Regions from separate parts of the Homo sapiens genome. Here region 1 is linked to region 2. A link is a loop called in an ENCODE intact Hi-C map of the cell type or tissue named here. Cell type or tissue: PC-9. All regions are shown on one strand. Links, peaks and the distances in the headings refer to the core of each region. The heading gives the core; the rest is flanking DNA.

Evidence for each region. A loop is a pair of places that touch in the nucleus more often than their neighbours do. Peaks named below come from ENCODE experiments on the same cell type or tissue, not always from the same donor. Only the 100,000 strongest peaks of a DNase experiment are listed, where the experiment ranks them.
Region 1: a loop joins it to region 2, with 6 times the contacts of the local background. A loop is called at or near these places in 1 of 110 quality-filtered maps.

What each region holds. Positions count from the first base shown.
Region 1 is chr4:76,729,894-76,739,794 of GRCh38, forward strand. SHROOM3 (shroom family member 3) reads left to right here. Exons shown (of 11, transcript NM_020859.4): 4 at 911-1,042; 5 at 8,868-9,901. All of the region lies in intron 2 of SHROOM3-AS1 (SHROOM3 antisense RNA 1), which reads right to left. Among named protein-coding and RNA genes, the nearest start is that of SHROOM3-AS1, 68 kb to the right of the region's middle. In PC-9, for the core only: a CTCF peak has its summit at 3,773 (motif pointing left); a DNase peak (open chromatin) is centred at 3,718.
Region 2 is chr4:76,660,825-76,670,725 of GRCh38, forward strand. The region is part of intron 2 of SHROOM3 (shroom family member 3); the gene reads left to right. It also overlaps the pseudogene SUMO2P11. Among named protein-coding and RNA genes, the nearest start is that of MIR548AH, 90 kb to the left of the region's middle. RefSeq lists an enhancer at 3,932-5,131. In PC-9, for the core only: no CTCF peak of the experiment used is centred there; a DNase peak (open chromatin) is centred at 4,537; H3K27ac peaks cover 3,144 bases.

The DNA of each region.
Region 1 (9,901 bases), core at 553-8,552, 69 kb after region 2:
AGCTATTATTTTCACCATATCCAGATGGATTCCTGGATCCCATAAAAGTGTTTCTAAACTGCAGAAAAATCCCCCTACAGTCTTACAGTTCAAGAATTTTCAGCATGAAATGCCTGGTAGATTACCTGACTTTTTTTGCCAAAAATAAGGCACAGCAGCTCTCTCCTGACTCTGACTTTCTATAGTCCTTACTGAATTATAGTCCTTACTGAATTCATTCTTCAGTGTTGCAGTCTGAAGGACACCCACATTTTCTCTTTGTCTTTGTCAATTCTTTGTGTTGTAAGGGCAGGATGTTTAAAAGTTGAAGTCATTGACTTGCAAAATGAGAAATTTCAGAGGGCATTTTGTTCTCTAGACCATGTAGCTTAGAGCAGTGTTCACACTGAGGTTGCTGCTAATGTTTCTGCAGTTCTTACCAATAGTATCATTTACCCAGCAACAGGATATGATAGAGGACTTCGAAAACCCCAGAAAATGTTTTGCCATATATCCAAAGCCCTTTGGGAAATGGAAAGGAATTGCGGGCTCCCATTTTTATATATGGATAGATAGAGACCAAGAAAGACCAAGGCAACTCCATGTGCTTTACATTAATAAAGTACAAAATGTTAACATGTAGGAAGTCTAGGCGAAGTTTATGTGAGAATTCTTTACACTAATTTTGCAACATTTTAATGCAAGTCTGAAATTATGTCAAAATAAGTAAAAATTTTTACAAGTTAAGCAGAGAATAACAATGATTAGTCAGAGAAATAAGTAGCAAAATCTTCTTCTCAGTATTGACTTGGTTGCTTTTCAATCTCTGAGGACACAGCAGTCTTCGCTTCCAAATCCACAAGTCACATCAGTGAGGAGACTCAGCTGAGACTTTGGCTAATGTTGGGGGGTCCCTCCTGTGTCTCCCCAGGCGCAGTGAGCCTGCAGGCCGACCTCACTCGTGGCACACAACTAAATCTGGGGAGAAGCAACCCGATGCCAGCATGATGCAGATATCTCAGGGTATGATCGGCCCTCCTTGGCACCAAAGCTACCATTCCAGGTAAGTGGCTATAGCTGAGACTGAAGGGTTTCTTTCTTTCTAATGTCATGTTCCCAGAAAAGAATGTTTTCTTCTCTGTTTTGAGAATGTTTTTTCTTATACTCACACTAAATATTAAATCTCTATCCACTGCTTTTCTCATCCTCTTATAGTGCTTGACGTGTATATGAGTTACCTTTATATGCTTGGCTAGATCAACTTGAAGATCAGAATTATTTGAAGCACTGGCTGGCCATTTGAGATATTTATGGGGTCCATCAATTCTCAGACATTTCTCCACTGATAGCACTATATTAGAAAAATTGAGATTTTTCTTCCTTCAGTGCTTAAGTGTGCTTTCTGCCTTAGTCAAAACCGTATCCATTTTTATTCCTGTGTTTGAACTCCCCATTTGGTTTTGCTCTTTCAATTAAGGTAATTTGTCCATCTTAGCTCCAACGGCACAACTAATGTACTGAGGACCACTCAGTGTATACATTATCTCATGTAGTGACTCATAGACTTCTTTAAAACAGATACAGTAGTATTAACCCCATTTTGCAGAATAGGAAATTGAAGCTTGCGGCTGGGTGCAGTGGCTTATGCCTGTAATCCCAGCACTTTGGGAGGCCAAGGAGGGCGGATCACCTGAGGTCAGGAGTTCAAGACCAGCCTGGCCAACACGGTGAAACCCTGTCTCTACTAAAAATACAAAAATTAGCCAGGTGTGGTGGCATGAACCTGTAATCCCAGCTACTCGGGAGGCTGAGGCAGAAGAATCGCTTGAACCCGGGAGGTGGAGGTTGCAGTGAGCTCAGATCACGCCACTGCACTCCAACCTGGGTGACAGAGTAAGACTTCATCTCAAAAAAAAAACAAACAAACAAACAAACAGAAATTTAAGCTTGGAAAGATTAGTTTGTCCAAGCTCAAACAACTGATCAGTACCCAAGTCAAGACAAATCCAAGCCAGGTTTCAAAGCTGCTGCATGTAATCAGTAGGTTATACTTCCTCTGCTTTTCTAGCTACTGTTTGTTGTATGGGTCAAGGTTTGGTCAGGAAGAAGGAGAGCCCTCACAAGTGGTTTAGGAGAGGGGTTATAGAACGAGGGAGCACAGCCTGACCACCATCACACATTAGAGAGAGAACTAAGCCAGGACTCCCCTCCACTTCAGACTTGGAACCCCTACAAACTGGAATCTATCTTCTGATCCCAGGGAGTTAGACTCCGTAGCTTATCACTTTTGGGAAATGCTTAGATAGCGCTAATGTAGCGAGGTCAGGAAAATAAGGGTCACTTAGTCCTTACATACAAAGGAGACGCAAGTGTTGGTATGTGTGTGCATGTGTGTTGGGGGGAGGAGGGGAGGCTGGAAGCTTCTGGAAGGATTACTTAATGAACAGATGGTAGCTATGCATTTGGCAAGGCCAGAACTCAGTCACAGCCCTTAATACTCATGTCTGGTCAAGTCAAGGGCCAAATCCTAGACCTCTCACTGATGAACAGTAGCTCATGGAATTGAACAGGACAAACCTCTCTCAGCATATCAGGGTAGGATTCAGGCCACAGGAAGAGATAATGTCCTGGTTCCTTCCTGGTTACAGATGCTCCTCTCCCTTGCCCATGTCCTTCCCAATCACCCTGAAAGAAATTATTCTCACCGTCTGAGCCATCTGTTCTCAGAGAGCAGGTTTCCTAGCAGTGTCTCCTGACCCTTGACAAAGCCAGACTACTTTTGCTTTACAGGCATGGAGGTGTTGAGGGCCTTTAGAAGGTAAGGTGTGTGGAGCCTAACAATGAAGGAAGAATAGCATAGTGGTAAGGGACTGGGCCTTTAAGTCAGACCTAGGTTTAAATCTCCCCTTACCCCTACGGTGTAAGCTTGAGCAAATCATTTAACCTTTGATCTTGGCTTCCTTTTCTGTAAAATAACTAGTACCTACATCATTGGATTGTTGTGAGGATTATATAAAATAGCATATGTGCAATTCTTAGTACATAGTAAGCACTCAATGAATGATGACTGATTATAATAATTAAGCTGAAGACTTCAGGACACCATGAAACCTGGTACTGAACTTGAGGGTGAATGGCCAGCACACACTTATAAATGCAGGTGGGTATGTATTAACAGAGTGCCCTTCAACAGTGGGGTCCTTTGAGCATCCTTACTCCTAACCTTCTTATGAAGCCCTAAATCCAAAGCCACACTGTGACTTAAAAAATGTGCTGGCCCTTCAGCAGAGATAAGCACTGCAATCAGTACTTAGAATGACTGCTTACAGTAACTATGGTGAGCTCCAGTAGGCCTCAGGGGAATGGGGCCGTCAGCACCAGAAGTACAGTATTTTCAAGGCTTTGCTTCTGCACCTCCTCCTTCCTCCTCTGCATCCCAGCCTCCAGAGGGGCTTAGGCAGGTGGATCTGCCCTTGTGCTGTATCTACCACTCTGTCTCTCTGATTGAAGCTTCAAAATTGTTCCTCCTGACATAAGGACCATCAGCACAAAAGCACTGCATGGGGACAAAAGGAGAAAGGAAAGTTCAAATAACTCAAAATGTTACAGGCGTGTGCATTCTCTCCTGCTGCAGCACAAACCACCCTGTGGTGCAGCACAAACAAACCATGCCTGAGGCTTGCAGCTTTGGCAGAGGGCTTGACCCCCATGCTGAGTTCCACCTGTGGGATCTGATCTTGGCAGCGGCAGGTGGAGAGGTGCCCCAGGTGTGTTTCTGAGGAGCACAGTGGCATCTAGTGGTCCAGTGTGCCACATCAGTTGGCTGGTATCTCTCTGACAGCCTTAGTTTAAGTTCCAGAAACCAATCTCAGTCCTGAATTTATGGATCTGTTTCTTGTTAAGAAGCAGGCGTAAGAGGGGGTGAGAGGATGAGGGAGAGACAGGAGTGAGGTGAGAGAGAGAGAGAAAGAGAAGTATGGAGAGACTGAAGATGTGTAATTTAACTGTGAGCTAGGTTGGATTTGGAATTTCACTGAAATTGTATTTCAGCTGCTTTCTGTCAGACCCTTGACACTCTGTTTTTGCTGCCCTATGGAAATCTCACCCAGTGGTTCTAAAGTACTAAAGTACTTTAGAAGAGACTGAAAAGTTATGTAGTCTAGCCCCCTGACAAGAGGCTGAAATAGCAGTATCAAATCAGTGATTCATTCATTCAACAAATCTGTATGAGCATCCACTATGTCTCAGATGCTTTGTAGGTATTGGGAGTACAGTGGTGAACAAGGCATAAAAAGCCCCCTGCACCACAATTATTTGTTTCCCAAAATGTGTTCCGTGGAATAACAATCCACTAGATACTTCTTAGAAAAAAAAGTTTCTGAGATCAAGTAAGTTTAGAAAACATCTCTTAGTTAAATTATATATTTCTCTTTTAGAACAACACATGAAAAATGGTTTGGGAGAACAATAGTTTATAAAAGACTCAGAAATCTTGCAGTAAATAAAATTGTTTAGCTTATTTAGCTCAATATTTTCCAAACATATTTAATCATCTAAGGAATTAGTGTTCTGTGAGCACACTTTAGGAAATGTTTTCATACACTTATTTTGTGCTCTATGTTTTAAATATTTTAAAAATACTTTTTTTTTTTTTTTTGAGATGGGTCTCACTGTGTTGCCCAGGCTGGGGTGCAGTGATGCGATCAAGGCTAACTCCAACATTGACATTCTGGGCTCAAGCGATCCTCCCGCCTCAGCCTCCCAAAGTGCTGGGATTACAGGCGTGAGCCACCGTACCTGGTAGATACCTGTGTTTAAAAGTATTTTAAACACACAAAATAGAATGATATTATAAAAATACATACATCTACCACAGAATTAAAAAGCATTTTATGTTCACTTCAGTTCTTTAAATATTATAGATACAGTCAAAGTCTCTTTCACATAACCAAAGGGATATGATATAATGTCAAGTAGTGGTAAGTGCTGTGAAGAAAATAAAGCAGGGTAACAGGCATAAAGGAGAGAAGAGATGCTCTTTAGTTAGTTCCAGGAGGTCCTCTCTGAATGAAGTAAGAGGGAGTAAGCCAGGTGAAGAGCACTCCGGGTGGTGGGAGCAGTGAGTACAAAGACTCTGAGACCCTGAGATGGGAATAAATTTCCTGGGTTTGAGTTTCAACAGGGAAACTATTATGCTGGAGTGCAGGGAGCAAGAAGAAGAGCAATAGAAAATGAGGCTGGAGAAGTAGCCAGACCATGGTAAGAACTTTGATCCACTCAAGATGCACCCCTCTTGAGAGTAAGGCTGGCTTTATGTGAGTTGGAATTGTTGCAGGATTGAAAACCTTCATTCCAAGTTTTCTTACCCATCATTAAAAGTGCCATTTTGGTGGCATCAATGGCAAAGGTAATAAAAATGAGTATTTCCAGACAGCAGTGGAAGAACTTGTCCTAGTGAGTGATATCAGTGCCTGTATTCCCCAGGCAGCTTGGGAATGGTAATTCTGAAGGGACAGAACCCTCTCCGGGCAGGAGGGAAAATACCTAACAGAGGCCTTCCATGACCTTTCTACCTTAGGTTTGCTACAGGAAGGAACCCACTATACCCTTGCACTGGTCTGATTAGAGATATGTGTAACAGGGATTTCATATTTATAGATACCATCTATATTTTAAGATATGTTAGGCTGGGCACGGTGGCTCACGCCTGTAATCCCAGCACTTTGGGAGGCCAAGGAGGGTGGATCATTTGAGGTCAGGAGTTTGAGACGTGCCTGGCCAACATGGTGAAACCCCGTCTCTACTAAAAATACAAAAATTAGCTGGGCATGGTGGTACCTGCCTGTAATCCCAGCTACTCGGGAGGCTGAGGCAGGAGAATTGCTTGAACCCGGGAGGCGGTGGTTGCAGTGAGCCGAGATTGCGCCACTGCACTCCGTCCTGGGCGACAGACCGAGACTCTATCTTAAAAAAAAAAAAAAAAAAAAAAAAAAAAAATATATATATATATATATATATATATATATATATATTTTAGTGATGGTATCTTCCCCACTCGATAGTGTTTCAGTTAACCATCAGTTTATTTACTTTGATTTGTTGTGTGTGTTCCTATGTTAGATTTGAATTATCCTTTCAATGAAAGACTGCTAAAATTCTCAGCAGTTGGGAGGAGGATTACCTAATGTCTCCTACCTTCATAGAAATGGTGAATGAAACGGCCCTTATGGGGTTCCATTTCCCCTGGAAGTATTAGCTCTAAAAAGGAAGCAGACTGGGTCATACAGGATTATCCACAAGGCTGTCTAGCGCTTCTTTAGTAGGACCTCTTTATTTAGAGGGGAATGAAGAAATTCAGGGTAGGGGGTAAAATCTTTGACATATGCTATGCCATTGAGTGCCGGGTCTGATTTCCCTGATCTGGCTGGCTTGGGAGCTATTTCCTTCCTTTCTCCCTTGAATTTATACCTATCTGTCCCGAAGTAGGATGCGCCATTCAGTCAACTGACTTTCTCTGATAGAGAAAAATTACATTCTTGAGGAGAGCTGCTGAAAGTGTAGTCTCCTTTTCCTTAAATTCCAGCACAAGTTTTGACTCCGAATATGGTTTTTCTAGTCTCAACATATTATCTGGAGATATTCCAGCCATAAAGCATTATCACATACTTGACCAATAAGACACTACATTTATTTACATGTAATCTAGAAATAGAAGAATACATCATGAATTTTAATAGTGTTGAAACGCCTATCCATTTAAAAATAGAAAATCTTGGGCAAGAACTTCTAGTGATTTACCCTTCTTTAGAGAACAGTGAGTCACAAACATTTAAACCACTTATTCCTTCATATATGCCCTCCCCGTGTGTGTATATATATAGAGACAGAGACAGACATTTTTTAGAGCAGTTTTAGTTTCATAGTGAAATTGAACAAAGTCCAGAGATTTCCCATATAGTCCCTGTCCCCATACATGCACAGCCTCCTCCATTTTCAGCAACCCCCACCAGAGTAGTACATTTGTTACAACTGATAAACCTACATTGACACATCATAATCACCCAAAGTCCATAGTTTATATTAGGGTTCACTGTTGCTGTTGTGCATTTTGTAGGTTTGGACAAATGTATAATGACATGTATCCATCATTATAGTATCGTACAGAATACTTTCACTGTCCTAAAAATCCTCTGTGCTCGCCCATTCCTCCTTGCATCGCCCCTAAGACCTGGCAACCACTGATCTTTTTATTGTGTCCATTGTTCTGCCTTTTCCAGAATGTCAGTCATGTAGTTGGAATCATATGGTTTGTAGCCTTTTCAGACTGGCTTTTTTCATCTAGTGAAATGCATTTTAGTTTCTTTCATATTTTTTTCATGGCTTGACAGCTCTTTTTTTTTTTTTTAAGTAATGAATAACATTCCATTGTGTAGATATACCACAGTTTATTCACCTACTGCAGAACAGCCTTGTTGCTTCCATGTTTTGGCAATTATGAATAAAACTGCTGTAAACATCCGTGTGTGGGTTTTTGTGTGGACGTGAGTTTTCAGTTCCAGTGGATAAATGCCAGGGAATGTGATCACTGGATCTTATGGTAAGAGTATGTTTAATTTTGTAAGAAACTGCCAAACTTCTTTTAAAAGTGGCTGTGCCATTTTGCATTACCACCTGCAATGAATGAGAGTTTCTCTTGCTCCCCATCCTCACCAGCATTTGGTATTGTCAATGTTCTGGATTTTGGCCGTTCTAATAGGTGTGTAGTGGTATCTTGGTTTTGTTTGGTTGTTTTTTGTTTTTGCCTATGACAGAGCCCTCAGGACGTCCTGAGAACATGTTCCCTAGTATCTTGTTGTTTTAATTTGTAATTTCCTAGTGACTTATGATGACAGCCTTTTCATTTGCTTTTTCACCATCTGTATATCTTCTTAGGATTGGCCAGTTTTTAAATCAGGTTGTTTTCTTATTGTTGAGTTTTAAGTGATTTTTTAAAAACACATATATTTTGAGTTTCTAAGTAATTTTATTTTGAGACAGCTTTCTGGAGTTTACAGTGATTGATAGTCTTTTTCCTCTTCTCCAGACGGGCTCTGAAAACCATCTGGAGGAGCTTGTAAATGAGAAAATCTTGCCCTCCTAAATGTATGAGGAGGCTTTGCTTTGGCTTTTGGAAGTCATCCACAGGTGTTGGAATCCCAGCACCGAAGAGCCCCTGTGATTAAGCCTTCTCATAAAGCTTCCCTCTCCTTCCCTCTTTCCCCTTAGTTCTGCCTCTCATGAGCTTTTTCTGACTCTAATTTCTCTCATTCAGCTTTGTGTTTAGCTTTCCCACCACAAACAAATTGTTTCTAGTGCAGTTAAGATTCCAGGAAGATTGCCAGGGTGTATCCTTCAATTCCATAAAAAGGAAAGATATTAACTAAAAACATATACATGTGCACACAAAGTCTCCTTCACCCGTGCCTATTCTCTTATTAACTTTTTCCCCTCTTCCCACAAACAGCCCCAGTAGACACACAGTTTCAGTCTCAATCACTCTTCTACCTCTCTCATTTCTTGGCACATGCAAAATGTCATTTCCAGCATGCAGCAAATCACATCAAAGTGCTGCCTGTGCCCAAAGGCCACGTGGCTTCCTCTGAGCTCCTCATTCCTCTCCTTGCTAGCCTGGGTGATTAATTAGAGGCAGATAGGTTAGAGTGTTGGGCAGTTACTCCTAGCGATGACACAGAAGGAGGCTGAGCAAGGCCCAAATATGGCCCTTTTTACCCACCCTTCCAAACACCAAACCTCTTGCACAAGAGAACATTTATAAGCTGGGTCCTCTGCCTGTAAGCCTACTAAATGATAACAGCTCAGTGGTACTGACTGCTTTGTCTTTCTTCCAGCTCCTCTACTAGTGACCTCTCCAACTATGACCATGCTTATCTAAGGCGGAGCCCTGACCAGTGCAGCTCCCAGGGGAGCATGGAGAGCCTGGAGCCCAGTGGGGCATACCCACCCTGTCATCTTTCCCCTGCCAAGTCCACCGGCAGCATTGACCAGCTCAGCCACTTCCATAACAAGAGAGACTCGGCTTACAGCTCTTTCTCCACCAGTTCTAGCATCCTAGAGTATCCACACCCTGGCATCTCTGGCCGGGAGCGTTCAGGCTCCATGGACAATACTTCTGCTCGAGGTGGCCTCCTCGAAGGGATGAGGCAGGCAGATATTCGCTATGTCAAGACAGTCTATGACACCCGGAGGGGAGTCTCAGCAGAGTATGAGGTGAACTCTTCAGCCCTGCTGCTTCAAGGTAGGGAGGCCCGAGCCTCAGCAAATGGTCAGGGCTATGATAAATGGTCTAATATTCCTCGGGGCAAGGGAGTGCCACCCCCATCCTGGAGCCAGCAGTGCCCCAGTTCCTTGGAGACTGCCACGGACAACCTTCCTCCTAAGGTGGGTGCACCCCTGCCTCCAGCTCGGAGTGACAGTTACGCAGCATTTCGGCACCGTGAGCGGCCCAGCTCCTGGTCTAGCCTTGATCAGAAACGGCTCTGCCGGCCTCAGGCAAACTCTTTAGGCTCCCTGAAGTCTCCATTCATAGAGGAGCAGCTGCATACTGTGCTGGAGAAGAGTCCAGAGAACAGCCCCCCAGTGAAGCCCAAGCATAACTATACCCAGAAGGCCCAACCTGGCCAACCTCTGCTGCCGACCAGCATCTACCCGGTACCTTCCCTGGAGCCACACTTTGCCCAGGTGCCTCAGCCTTCTGTGAGTAGCAACGGTATGCTCTACCCTGCACTGGCCAAGGAGAGTGGATACATAGCCCCTCAGGGAGCATGCAACAAGATGGCTACCATTGATGAGAATGGGAACCAGAATGGATCTGGCAGGCCTGGGTTTGCCTTCTGCCAGCCCTTAGAACATGACTTGCTGTCCC
Region 2 (9,901 bases), core at 557-8,556:
CACAGTCTCACTCTGTCACCCAGGCTGAAGTGCAGGAGCACAATCATAGCTCACTGCAGCCCTGAACTGGTCTCAAGTAATCCTCCCACCCTAGCTTCCTGAGTAAATGGGACTACCGGCATGTACCACCATGCCGGCTTAATTTTTTATGTTTTGTAAAGACAGTGTCTCACTGTTACCCAAGCTTGTCTTGAACTCCTGGCCTCAAGTGATCCTCCTGCCTCAGCCTCCCAAAGTGCTAGGATTACAGGTGTGAGCCACTGTACCTGGCTTAATTTGTTTTTAAAGATATTTTTATTGAGAGATAATTTATATAAAATGTGTGACTCTTGAGTATTCCAGTTCCATGAATCCTGACAAATGTATTCACTTGTGTAATCCACATCCCTATCAAACTATAATCCATTTTCTTTTTTTTTTTTCTGAGACGGAGTCTCGCTCTGTCGCCCAGGCTGGAGTGCAATGGCGCGATCTCGGCTCACACAAGCTCCACCTCCTGGGTTCACGCCATTCTCCTGCCTCAGCCTACCAAGTAGCTGGGAATACAAGCGCCCGCCACCACGCCTGGCTAATTTTTTTGTATTTTTAGTAGAGACGGGGTTTCACCACGTTAGCCAGGATGGTCTCGATCTCCTGACCTCATGATCCGCCCACCTCGGCCTCCCAAAGCGCTGGGTGGGATTACAGGCGTGAGACACTGCGCCTGGCAAATATAGTCCATTTTTATCACCAGATAAAGTTTCTTTGTGCCCCTTTCCAGTCCGCTCTGCACCTCCAGGCACCTACTGTTCTGATTTATTTCACCATAGATTAGTTTTTTCTATCCTAGAAATTCGTTAAATGAAATAACACAGTATATAATCTTTTTTGTTGATATTTGTCACTCAATGTAAGGTTTCTGAACTTTATCTGTGTTGTTGCTTGTATTAATAGTTCATTGTTTATCCATTCTCCTACTGATGGACATTTGGATTGTGTCTAGTTTGGGGCTATTATGAATAAAGCTGCTACAGATATTACTGTACAAGTATTTTTGTAGACATGTGTTTTCATTTTTCTTGGGTAAATACCTAAGAGTAAAATGCTACCTCATAAGGTGGATGTGTGTTCGATTTTCCATACCCTTTTCCAAAGTGTGGTACCATTTTGTTCCATAACCTTCCCAACATGTGGTACTGGCAGTTGTGTTAGTTTTCTATTGCTGCATAAGAAACTATTACAAATGAAGTGTCTTGAAGCAGCACTTATTTATTAGCTCACAATACTCTAGGTCACGGCTGTGCATGGCATCATTGGGTTCTCTACCTAAGACCTCACAAAGCTGAAATCAAGGTGTAGACTGAGCTGGGCTCTTATCTGGAGGCTCTAGGGGATTCTACTTCGAAGTTCCTTCTTGTTGTTGGTTGAATTCAGCTCCTTCTTGTTGTTGTTTGAATTCAGTTTCTTGTGGTTGTAGGATGAAGTCCCCATTTCCTTAATGGCTCTCACCCAGAGCTGCTCTCTCTGCTCCCAGAGGCAGCCTGCATTTCTTCTCACATGGAACCCCACACACCCATCTTCAAGCCTGCAAGACGCATTGAATCCCCCTCGTGCTTTGAATCTCTCTGCCTTCCTCTTCTACTGCCAGGCAGAGAATAAAAACTCTGCTTTTTAAAAGACTCACCTGCCTGGGCCAAACCTACCTGGATAATCTCCTGTATCTTAAGATTCATTGACTTGGGACTTCAATTGCATCTGCAATTTCCCTTCACAATCGATGTTTGAATAACTAGGGGACAGGAATCTTGGGACATCTTCAGAATTCTGCCTACCATAGCAGTCCATGATGAAGTCCTAAAATCAGGATCACTTTTCATTATCCAGTTGCTTAAGAATCCACGTATACTTTCCTTCTAAAGAAGCATGCCTACTGTAGGTTCAATAATTGCAATCCTGTGGTTCGAGCTACTTGAGAGGCTGAGGCAGGAAGATTGCTTGAGCCTAGGAGTTCGAGGCTGCAGTAGGCTGTGATTGCGACAGTGTGCTCCAGCCTGGGCAACAAAGCAAGACCCTATCTGAGGGAGAGGGAGAGAGAGAGGTAGAGGGAGAGGGAGAGGAAGGGAGAGGGAGAGGGAGGGAGAGAGGGAGAGAGGGAGAGAGAGAGATTCACAGAGTTGGTTACTGAGAGCCATGTCTCTAGATTCCTAGCCTAGAACATTGTCTACTACACTCTAATCACTTCTTGCTTCTAGACAGAGTCTGATCCTATAAGGGGACTTTGCGGTTTGGTAATTTAAATCACCATAAAAGTCTCTGGAAATCTAGAAAACATTTATTGAAAATCATGCATAGATAGTTCCAAATCAAAATTTTTAAACTGGCTAAATCTATTCCAAGAAAAGTTATACTTTGTCAGCTTGAAACCAACTGGGTAGGGAAGGAGCCATTGGGTCTGGCATGTTCATGCCTAGGTGTTAAGATCTTAGGATTTCTCGGTTGTGTGTTTGAAATCTCACTCAACCCGGGGACCCTGCATATCTCCCTAATAGAGAATAAGTAATCATAGGCCTGGCATTCAAGATACTCTCATAAGCCTTTTATTTTTCAAGATAGATTCCAGAGAAGTTGGTTGTGAAGCTACACAACTTGCTAAGTCAAGGCTAGAATCCAGGTCTCCCTGTTGCTATACACCAGAGGTAATAACCAGCAGCAAAGAAGCCCAATCTCTCGTGAAGCTGTGCTTTGTTTGGCCCATAGATTGTTGTTGTTCTTGTTGATTTAGAGATGGAGCCTCACTATGTTGCTCAGGCTGAACTCCTGGGCTAAAGTGATCCTCCTCCCTCAGCCTCCTGGGTAGCTGGGATTATAGGTGCACACTGCTGCGCACAGCTTTGGTTTTTAATTGGATTAATTTCCAATATTTAAAACTTGGAAAACTTTACATAAACATCCAGATGTCCAGGATTTTTCTGAAAAGTTGGGAACTCAGGTAACAGTGGACCCACTTTCTGCAGTGTAACAGTTGGGTTAGAGTGGTCCTTTAAACAGGACATGAGGCCTTCAGTGGCCATAGTTCCAACTGGTTCACTTTCCCCATTTACCCTCTTGGTCTCTGTAGGAACTTGAGTCATGACACCTGCCTCACCCCAAGCTGCAGTTCTGAGATACCTTGTCTGACTATTCAAACAATTTCTTATCTGGCCTATATATACCAAGTATGTTTGGCTCTCATTTCCTGGCAGTTGAAAATAATAAACCAGATTTTCAAAGTGGGTGAACTACTTGCTGGCTGTAAGTCTGGCGTCATTGAAAGAATACTTTCTCTGTAGGCCCATAGTCATTTACCACATGGGATCCTCCTGGCTGTCAGCATTCATGTAATTTCAAAAAGTATCCCTTTCCTTATGTGCTAGCTTACTCCTCAGAAAGTTCTGACTTTCAGTGAATAAAACATCTGATATTTGTGAAGTCAAAGAGTTTGCCTAGAAAAGCCACTTTCTCATCTAAAGAGCTTACTGAACCTAACTTCTTTGGAGAACATCTGTGTAGCCATATGAAATTAATGCAGGCAGTTGTTAATTGATCATTCTTCTTGAGTTTATGCAGCCAGAATCTTTCATTGATTAATAGTTGTGATTCTCAATCTTAGCTGCACATGACAATGATCTTGACAGCTTTTAAAAATAATGATGCCTGTGCTACAATTAAAATAGTCGTGATGATGATGATGCCTGCCATTCATCCCCAGAAATTCTGATTCAGTTGGTTTGAGGTTGGTCCTGGGCCTCTGGGTCTTTATGCTTTTGTTACTGTTGTATCGTTTTATTGTGGCAAACAGACACACACATACTCACATACATTAAATTTGTCATCTTAACCAGTTTTAAGTGTATAGGTCAATAATGTTAAGTGTATAGTTCAATAAGTTTAAGTATATCAAAGTTATTGTGCAATGGAGCTTGATAACTTTTTTATCCTGCAAAACTGAAACTCTATACACACTAAAAACTCCATTTCCCTCTTCCACAGCCTCTGGTTGCGCCTTGGTTTTAAAGGCTTCCAGGTGGTCGAGCACGGTGGCTTTTGCCTGTAATCCTAGCACTTTGGTAGGCCGAGGTGGGCAGATCACTTGAGCCCAGGAGTTTGAGACCAGCCTGGGCAACACAGTGAGACCACGTCTCAAAAATATATATATTAACAAAATAAAGGCTTCCAGGTGATTCAGATGTGCCTCCAACCTTGACTTGGAGGGAAGGATTCCCACCTCAAAGGGGTTCTAAGGATTTTACAGTTCTTACCAGGGTTTCCACAGCTGCCAATACCATCTACAAATAGGTAGGATGGGTTTTTTGTGTACACAGTAGTACTAGGACTTCTGATGAACTTGAGTACAGTTAGCCTCTGCTTCAGGCCTCCAACTGTGGAACCACCTCCACTTGGCTGCAGCTTTACCTATGAAGTACTCATTCATGCCATGTGGCCTGGCTGGGATCCATGGGGTTTTTTTAATCTCCTATCTCTCTGCCATTTATAGCTTGTGTTTGATTTCTTGACCCACCCTTAATACCAGTTGAGGGTGGGGCACCTGGGAAGGTGTACCAGGAAGCTGTGGCATTCCAAGAGTTCTTTGGACTTGGACTGTCAGAAGAACCAGTCATCTGGAAGAGAGCCCAGATCCATATGGACTTCCTGCACCAGCAGTGGTGAAATTCAAGGCTTTGCCTGGAGTCCTGGACTGTTCTATGGATTTGGCTGCTTTTTGTCACATCTACAATAATTAAAATGGTGTTTTGTGATGTTTGTGGCTGTTTAAGCTTACCTATTTTATTAACTTGATTCCTGGCACTTTCATCTGTCTCTCATGATCCCAATAGAATAGAAACATTGCCCTGTTCTGGTATTTTCCATGAGCTACCTGTTGTGTTCATCTGTGGAAAACAGTTGTTTTGAGAAACAGATTCAAGTTGATGGAGCTAGGACCTGGCTTGCATCCTTTTTTTGTAGCATAAAATTCAAAACCTCTCTCTCCTGTTTACTGGTATATGTCTAATCTTTCTCTCTGCCATCAGGCGTGACATCCTGACCCCACGCCATACCTTCATTCCCTGATAAGCGCTGCCCTGGTAAGTTCCACTGCATCAGTGCTGACCTACCTGACCTGGCATACTACAGAAATCTTTAAGTGCATTAGGACGTTCCAGCTGAACACTTTTATCACAAAAGCAAACAAGACTGGGTCACCCTTAGGACCCCTATGGATTACTGGGAAAAAAAGAAAATTTTATGAGGAAAATCTGGGGTTAAAGTGTTGTTGACTTACGGTGGTACCTCTAAAATCCTTTAAAAAAGAGTAATTTTCTGCATTGTCGGTCTAGGGTTTAAGAAAAGTCCAGTGATACCCCAGTGTCAAAGCTGCAGAAAGTTCTGGCCTCACTCATTGCAGCTGGAGCTTTGCAGTTTTAATCTTGGACTTGTTCATGTGATTACTTCTATTCAGATACATCAGTGGATTACAGCCTGCCTGGTGTAATCACGGCTCACTGCAGCCTCTACCTCCAGGTCTCAAATGATCCTCCCACCTCAGTCCCCTGAGTAGGTGGGACTGCAGGCATACACCATTATGCCCAACCAATTTTTAAATTATTTTTTGTAGAAACAAAGTCTCACTCTGTTGCCTTAGCTAATCTAATCTTGAACTGGTGGGCTCAAATGATCCTCCCTCCTCAGCCTCTCAAAGTGCTGGGATTACAGGCATAAGCGATCATGCCCGGCCTGTTATGTAGTCTTTATAACATTTTTTTAAAAAGAGGAAATGCTAAGCAAATAGATGTTATTAAAATTGTAGTGCAAACCAAAACGAGAATGTGGGAAGATGTTATAAGATGTATGATAAAGATCTTTCAATTCTTATATCTTAATTTCTTAAAAGGAAATACAGAGCAAGCAGGGACTCAGAGCTATCTGCATACCCATGTTCATAGCAGCATCATTGATGATAGACAAAGGGTAGAGGCAACCCAAGTGTCCATGGAGGGAAGAATAAATAAACAAACTGTGGTATAAACATTTAATGGCCTATCATTCTGCCTTAAAAAGGAATGAAATCCTGTTACAGAATATGACATAGGTGAACTTTGGGAATGTTATGCTAAGTGAAAGAAGCCAGTCACAGAAGGAAAAATACAGTGTAATTCCACTTATACAAGTTACCTAGAATAGTCAAATTCATAGAAACAGAAAGTAGAATGGTGGTTGGCAGGGGCTGGGGAATGGGAGGATTGGACAATTATTGTTCAGTGTGTACAAAGTTTCAGTTTTACAACTTCGTAAAACTGAAGAGTAAAAGAGTTCTGAGTACAAGAGTAAAAGAGTTCTGAGTACAAGAGTAAAAGAGTTCTGTAGATGAATGCTGGTGATGGTTGCACAACAGCATGAATATACTTAATGCCCCTGGACTGTACACTTACATGTGGTTAAGATGGTTCACTTTACATTATGTAGGCTGTTTTTTCTTTTGTTTTGTTTCGTTTTTTTTAGACAGGTTCTCGCTCTGTCACCCATGCTGGATGCAGTGATGTGATCACGGCTTACTGCAGCCTCAATCTCCAGGGCTCAGGCGATCCTCCCACCTCAGCCCTGAGTAGCTGGGACTACAGGCATGTGCCATCATACCCAGATAATTTTTAAATTATTTTTTGTAGAAACAAGGTCTCACTCTGTTGCTGGTCTTCAACTCATGGGCTCAAGCAATCCTTCCTCCTCAGCCTCCCAAAGTACTGGGATTACAGGCATGAGCCATCATGCCCAGCCTGTTATGTATTCTTTACAACAATTTGTTTAAAGGGGAAATGCTAAGCAAATAGAAGATGTTATTAAAATTGTTGCTTGGGCGCGGTGGCTCACGCCTGTAATCCCAGCACTTTGGGAGGCTGAGGCGGGCGGATCATGAGGTCAGGAGATCGAGACCTTCCTGGCCAACACGCTGAAACCCCGCCTCTACTAAAATACAAAAAAATTAGCTGGGCGTGGTGGCGCCCGCCTGTAGTCCTAGCTACTCGGGAGGCTGAAGCAGGGGAATCACTTGAACCCGGGAGGCGGAGGTTGCAGTGAGCCAAGGTGCGCCACTGCACTCCAGCCTGGGCGACAGAAGGAGACTCCCTCTCAAAAAAAAAAAAAAAAAAAAAAAAAAGTTGTTCTGCAGGTGCACGCAGGGTGCGGGGAGGGAGCACATAATGTCACGCCCCCTCTCCCTTGTCCACCGCTGCAGCCTCCTCCTGCAGCTCCTGGTGCTGCTTGTGTGCTCCTTCGGTGAGGACCTGGTACCTCTTCTGTGAAGCGGCAGCTGAGGAGACTCCGGCGCTCCCCATGGCCGGCGAAAAGCCCAAGGAAGGAGTCAAGACTGAGAACAACGATCATATTAGTTTGAAGGTGGCGGGGCAGGATAGTTCTGTGGTGCAGTTTGATTAAAAGGCATATGTCGGGCGCGGTGGCTCACACCTGTAATTCTAGCACTTTGGGAGGCTGAGGCAGGCAGATCACCTGAGGTCAGGAGTTCGAGACCAGACTGGCCAAAATGGTGAAACCCCGTCTCTACTAAAAATACAACAACAACAACAAAAATTAGCCGGACGTAGTGGCACATGCCTGTAATCCTAGCTACTCAGGAGGCTGAGGTGGGAGAATTGCTTGAACCAAGGAGGCAGAGGTTGCAGTGGGCTGAGATTGTGCCATTGCACTCCAGCTGGGGCGACAACAGCAAAACTCCGCCTCAAAACAAACAAACAAACAAACAAACAAATGAAAAAAACTAAGAGGCATACATCACTTAGTAAACTAATGAAAGCGTATTGTGAATGATAGGGATTGTCAATGAGGCAGATCAGATTCCGATTTGACAGGCAACAAATCAATGAAACAGACACACCTGCACAGTTTGAAATAGAGGATGAAGATACAATTGATGTGTTCCAACAGCAGAGGGGAGGTGTCTACTGAGAAGGGAAGCTGCTTCGTTACTCCAGGACTGTTTTCTTTTCAGACCAACATGACATTCTCAGTTAGAAAACTGCAATTTGGTTCTACCACATTCTGACTACTACAGTATAGTTTTCTCTATTATTTAATTTCCCCCTTCCCCATTCCTTTATTGCACATAAAGTAACTGGCATATGTGCACAAGCATATTGCATTTTTTAACTAAACAGCCAATGGTATGTTTTGATTGACATCACATGGAGACGGGATAGGGAAAAATACTGATTGTGTGAAAATGCCCCCTTTCTCCTTTAGTGGCATGCTCACTCAGCTCTTATCTTTCTATTCTAGTAAGTTATTTTGCTTTTACTGTTTTAACAAAACAACAACATAAAAATCCTTGTATACCTTGTTCAATTGGAGAATTTTAATGTTTTTCATTTATCCTTGTTAAACCAAGGACGGTTTTATAACTCTTTTGTATGTAGCTGTTACGTGTAGGGGAATCTGTCTTTAAGTAGGGATAAATTACTCTAAAACAAACAAAAAAAGTAATCCTATGGCTGGACTCAGTGGCTCACACCTGTAATCCTAGCAGTTTGGGAGGCCGAGGCAGGCAGATCACTTGAGGTCAGGAGTTCAAAACCAGCCTGGCCAACATGGTAAAACCCTGTCTCTACTAAAAATTCAAAAAGAATTAGCTGGGTGTGCCTGTAATCTCAGCTACTCGGGAGGCTGAGGTGGGAGAATCACTTGAACCCGGGAGGTAGAGGTTGCAGTGAGCCGAGATCGGGCCACTGCACTGCTACAGAGCAAAACTCTGTCTCAAAAAAAAAAAAAGAATCCTAGATACTTTTCTCTTCACATATCTTGTTTAAATAAACTTTTTGCTTAAAATTTAAAAAAAAAATAATAATTGTTGTGCAAACCAAAACGAGTATGTGGGATGTTACATGAATTTCTCTTTGGTCAGATTTATATAGAGGTGAGACTAAGTCACAGAGAATTGCTTTTATTATGCCTGAGGAATGCATCTTAAACATGGGACATGCTGCTCAAAAACGGGCCTAACTTTGTTAGATGTTTTAAGGAAACTAAGGTTCCACATCCATGTGCCTACCTGCCAACTGGGCACACCCACACCATATCTCATAGGCACTTGCCCCAGACTGAGGTAATCTTTCTCATCAAAACTGCTCTCTTTCTAGTCTTCCCCATTTCTGTGAATTAGGTATCATCACTCATCAGTTGCCAAGCTTGAAATCTGGGCATCTTCCTTGCCCCCTTCATTTTTCTCACAACCTCCCACATCTAATAAAAATTAACAAGGCCTCTGTCTGTCCACTGCAAGACTTTTACACAAATGTTCAAAGCAGAATTATTCATCATAGACCAAATGTGGGAATAATCCAAGTGTTCATCAACTTGTAAATAGAAAAATGAAATGTTGTATTTCTACACAATAGAATACTATTCTACAATAAACAGGAATTAACTATTGAAACATGCTACAACACAGACGGACCTCAAAAACATTATGCTAAGTAAAGGAAGCCAGACACAAAAGATTACATATTGTGATTCAAGTTATTTGAAATATCTAGAAAAGGAAAATCTATAGAGACAAAAAGGAGATCAGTGATGCCTGGGTTAGGGGGTGGGAGCAGGGATTGGGCATGAGGGAATTTTGGGGGTGATGAAAATGTCCTAAACCTGGATTATAGTGATGGTTGCAAAACTCTATCCATTTACTAAAAATCATTGAATTGTATACTTTTTTTTAAAAAAGGCATTTTATTTGAAAAATAACTTAGATATTTTATATTGAATCAAACAGATTTATTATAGAAAGAAAAGCAAAGGGCATAACTGTATAAATCAAGAAAGAGATTTTGGCTAGGTGCAGTGGCACATGCCTGTAATCCTAGCACTTTGGGAGGCCAAGGCG